2 separate regions of the Homo sapiens genome follow, and region 2 is linked to region 1. A link is an interaction called in ENCODE POLR2A ChIA-PET data of the cell type or tissue named here. Cell type or tissue: PC-3. All regions are shown on one strand.

Region 1 (2,500 bases):
AACATTCCTTCTCTGTGTTGAAATTCTCTCCTCCTCCATTGACAGTGTGCTCTCCATGCTTCATTCATCCCCTTCTGAACGTCCCTTCCTTGCTCACCTTCTTTGTCCTGTGGATCTTCTCAAGGTTCCCTTCCTTGTGGGCTTCTCCTCCCCAACCAGAAGGTCTGCCTCTCTTTGTCACTAATCTCTCCAGTCCCTAGCTTCTGCCACCACCCACATGAACATGACTCCTAGACTTCCCTCTGGCAGCCCCAGCCCCTCTCCAGTTCTTTAGTTTCTTGATGTCTGCTGGCATCTCTAATCTGTATGCATTGCTGGTGCCTCAATCCTGCCGTGTTTCTGTCCTCTTTCCTCCAGTCTGCTTCACCTCCCATGCTCCCTGTTTCTGTTAAAAATGCTGTTGCTGTCCCCGTCATCCAGGCACAACCTCTGGACCCACATGTGATGATTTGTTTCACCCAGTTAGTCCCCAAACCCCACGGGTGTTCTTCTGCACACACTCTTCTCACCACGCCAACCACTGCTGGTTCAGACCCTGGCTACCTCTAAACTAGGCCCCAGCCAGAGCCACCTCACTTGGATCTTTCCTTCCCTTCCTCTGTGGAGACAGAGACTCTGCTCTGCTGCCTCCTGCAGCCTCATGCCCTCATTGTGTTCCCTAGGCCTCTTCAGAGCTCTGCCTACCTCTCCTGCTCTGCCTATGGCTTGTCCCCTTCTTTTGGCCCTACTATTTCCCGTGTGTGCAGCCCAGTGTCCTGCCTCTGTGCTTTTGTTTAAATTGTCCCCTCTTCCCATAGGGGTTATTCTCCCCATCTCTCCTTGGTCAATTCCTTTGTGACCAGTTTAACTCCTCCTTCCTTAGAGGAACATCATCCTTTCAGTGGGGGCAGTTTCTCCTCTGACTGAATTCTTATTACAGATGCTCTCTCTCTCTCTCTATGGTGCTTACTGCTTTTTCTTTTTCTTGCAACCAGCATTAAAAACAACAACAACAACAACAAAACACACAAAAAAACAACATTCTGTATTTTTGAAGCATGGTAGAGTTGTTAAGAGTAAATTAGGAGTCAGACCTATACTTGCATACAAACTTTCGAAGTTATTAGCTATATAAGGTGGAAAAGTTTCTTAATATCTCTGAGCCTCAGTCTCTCCGTAAAATAGGTATAATGATGCCTTCCTGATTGAGCTCTTGGGAGGATTGAAGGAGATGGTATAAGTCAATGTCAGACACATAGTAGGTCCTCTATTAGTCCTATTTCTACCTCCTCCCTTCTCATTAGGCTGCTAACTTCTTCAGTCTGCATACATTTTAGTTTTGTATTATGCAGAGCCCTGTGCCTCATATGTAGCAAATAAGGAATAGCTATTAGCTGGATAGCCAATGGATCTGAAAGGACTTTAAAGAGAAAGGATTTTAAGAGAATCACTGGTATAGCCAATGCTTCTACTGTGCAAATGTCTAGCATTAGAGTGGTGGATAAGCTCGATATGCAGTGTCAACCAGGCCACAGGAAGATTTTTGTATCACCTCTGAGACACGAATAGTTTACACTACAGATTAATCAGGATGGATTTAATGATGAAATAATTTAATTGTTTCACAGATGAGTGGATTTTGTATTTTTGTTCCCATGGAAAATACATTTTTTTTTTTTTTTTCCTGAGACAGAGTCTCACTCTGTTGCCCAGGCTGGAGTGCAGTGCATGATCTCGGCTCACTGCAAGCTCTGCCTCACGAGTTAAAGCGATTTTTCTGCCTCAGCCTCCCGAGTAGTTGGGATTACAGATGTGTGCCACCATGCCCGGCTAATTTTTGTATTTTTAGTAGAGACGGGGTTTTTCCATGTTGGCCAGGCTGGTCTTGAACTCCTGACCTCAGGTAACCTGCCTGCCTCGGCCTCCCAAAGTGCTGGGATTACAGGCGTGAGCCGCTGCGCCCAGCCGGAAAATACATTTTTGACATTAGCTAAGATAACATCAGGCATTAGCTTGTTAGCAAACATTATTCTACCATATCCAGGCTTGAGATTGTAATTTTAGTAGTTCAGTTCAGTTGTTTTATTATGAACAGCTTGGCATTTTGCCCCTCATAGGCTCATGCACAAGAACTGAGTTTTACCTCATAATCAGAAGGTAACTCCCAACTATTTATGGATCACTGATGGAACTGGTGTCTCCCTGGCAGCTGTGCAGAATTGGTTATAATCCTTTAGGCCCTATGTGGCCGCCCCCTCCCTCCCGTTTTACACTGGTCTCACCACCCCTGCCCTTTCTCCCACGTGCTGGCCTTTAGTTGCTGTGTTTTCTCCAGCCACATGGTCTTGTGCACCTGGTGCTCTTTCGGCATGGCCTTCTCTTCTCCCTCATCTTTGTCAGGTTGACTTTATTTCTGCCTATTAATTTCACACTTTGTCATACAGAGGTCCAGAGACTTGCCTGAGGTCATAGCAGGTTATTCATGGAGTCTGGCTATTTCCAGGGTTCACTCTACATAGGC
Region 2 (2,500 bases), 250 kb before region 1:
AGGGGAGATCACCAGCTTCTGATGGGGGGAGAATGAAGCCGTTACCTGGAAATGCAGTGATGAGAACAGTGGTTCTCAACTGGGGGTGATTTTGCTCCAAAGGGGACATTTGGCAATCTCTGAAGACAGTTTCTGTTGTCACAGCTAGGGGGGGCGGGTGCTACTGGCATCTAGTGGGTAGAGGCCAGAGATGCTGCTAACATCCTACAATGCACAGGGCAGCCCCCAACAGCAAAGAATTTTCCAGCCCAAAAGTCAGCAGCGTCCAGGTTGAGAAACCTGGAGATGGAGGGAAAGGACTATGAGTTACAGAGTCACACTCTCCTCATTCACACTGATTGACACTCCCAAGGTGCTGGACACTTAATTGGAATCCAATGTCCATTTGATAATTATTAACTTGTTTATTCACCCTAGGGTGCCCTCTTGAGAAAGGTGCTTTGATAATTCACATTTGGGAATTGGAATTAATTCTAGACTCTTCGGGATAATTTATTTGGTCACTAGACCGTCACAACCATCATTACAACTAGGAGTGAAATCTAGACCAGGAACCAGTGGCTGCCCAATAGTTAGTTCCCTAGGAGGATGAGGGGGCATCTCTGAGGTTCATCTTGGCAGAGGCCAAGGGGCAGGAGAGGCTGGAACACACAGAGCTTTGGTTGGTAGATCTCGACCCCTCATTGCCTTTTCTTTGTGTTCTTTTCTTTTTTTTTTTTTCTTTTGAGACGGAGTCTTGTTCTGTTGCCCAGGCTGAAGTGCAGTGGCGCGATCTCGGCTCACTGCAAGCTCTGCCTCCCGGGTTCAAGCAATTCTCCTGCCTCATCCTCCCCAGTAGCTGGGATTACAGGCATGCACCACCATGCCCGGCTAATTTTGGTATTTTTAGTAGAGATGGGGTTTCACCATGTTGGCCAGGCTGGTCTCGAATTCCTGACCTTATGCTCTGCCTGCCTCAGCCTCCCAAAGTGCTGGGATTACAGGTGTGAGCCACTGCGCCTGGCCTGTTTTCATTTTTAATTTAATTTCTTTGAATAGGAAATATACTTCCATTTTCCCAAACAGCAGAGGAGATAGTGAAAAGCTTCGTTCTGGAGTGCACATCTCCTGGGGGGATGCAGAAACAAGGAAACCCCTCCTAGACACCTTGTGTGTGTATCCTTTCTAGAGAGCTTGTGTGCGTATATTGCAAAAGACATACTATCTCATACTAATGGTAATGTACTGAGCACACAGTTCTGCACCTTGCTTTTTTTTTTGCTTAACAACTAATTGTAGATCTTTCTACATCAGGATGGAAAGAGTAAACTTCTTTCTTCTTGCTGATTGAATTGTGTTCCATTATGTAGCTATACCATAATTGTTTAACCATTTCTCTGTTAATATGCCTGTATTTTCTTATTTCTCTTTGCCTTCCTTATCTCCTGATTCACCCCCAGGATGATTCATAGTTTCATCACCTTTACCTAAGATGCAATTCTCCCTTCCTTGGAAGTCTTTGCTATAGAGACTCAGGACTTCCTCTAGCTTCCAGTGGCAACTGGAGTTTATTTAATTCACAGGAAGGAACTGGAAGCCACTGATGCACTTTCTCACGGGTCCTCCTAGGAATGGTTAGCTCTGAGAGTGTAGCCGTGAGGGAACAGGCCTATGGGCCTCCACTGTAAGCTGGGCCCTGCTCTCTCGAGCCTTCAGTCACACCACTTGCTCGCTCTTTCTGCTCCTATTAAACTTCAAACTTTCCCTGTTTTCCTGGGATCTTTGCACATGCTATAGCCTTCTCTCTGGGACATTCTTCCTCCAGATATTCACAAGGTCCTTCTCCTCCAGGCCTCAGCCTAAATATCCTAAAAGAGGCCCTCCCCAGAGTGTGTGACACTCTGCGCACGGGGTCCTTTCATCCCCACCCCATTCTCCCTGCCAATACCACCCTCCCCCACATCCTCTTCCTCCTCTGCCCCTTGTTTCTTTCATGGCACTTAGTACAACATGCAATGATTTTATTATCTAGGGAGCTACTGATCTATTTCTGCCTCCTCAGGAAAGTGTACACTCTGAGAGGAAGGGCAGAGATCTTGTCCTGTTCCCTCTGGGGTCCTCAGCACCTCCTACAGTGCCCTGCACACAGGGGGCAGTCTACATTATTTGGTGAATGAATGGTGTTGGGCTAATATTGGCAGAGATGATTCTCCTGGCCCATTATCAATAAGCTGTGCACTTTGAATTATGTCTCCAATAACTCTCTGAGGGGGGCAGTAAGATGGGACCACGTGGAGAGTTGTAAGGCTCAAGGCTGGGCTCTGAGCTGAGTGATCTTGGCTAGGCTGCATAGCCTCTTAGACACAGTCTCTTTTTCAGTAAAATGAGGGGTATTTGCGCTCAGTCTCCATAAAGTTATTTCTCAGTCTAACAGTCTATGGAGCAAGTAGATACATGGAATGCCAATAGAATATTCTTTGGCAATAAAAAGGAACAGAGTTCTGAGGCATGCCACAACACA

Evidence for each region. ChIA-PET counts read pairs that join two places held together with the same protein. Peaks named below come from ENCODE experiments on the same cell type or tissue, not always from the same donor. Only the 100,000 strongest peaks of a DNase experiment are listed, where the experiment ranks them.
Region 2: POLR2A ChIA-PET joins it to region 1 with 7 read pairs; 2 of 35 experiments call an interaction of 5 or more read pairs at or near these places.

Annotation. Positions count from the first base shown.
Region 1 is chr5:142,849,451-142,851,950 of GRCh38, forward strand. All of the region lies in intron 1 of ARHGAP26 (Rho GTPase activating protein 26), which reads left to right. Among named protein-coding and RNA genes, the nearest start is that of ARHGAP26-AS1, 18 kb to the right of the region's middle. In PC-3, no CTCF peak of the experiment used is centred here; no DNase peak of the experiment used is centred here.
Region 2 is chr5:142,601,470-142,603,969 of GRCh38, forward strand. The region is part of intron 2 of FGF1 (fibroblast growth factor 1); the gene reads right to left. Among named protein-coding and RNA genes, the nearest start is that of FGF1, 83 kb to the right of the region's middle. In PC-3, CTCF peaks have their summits at 110 and 311; a DNase peak (open chromatin) is centred at 1,502; H3K27ac peaks cover 1,437 bases.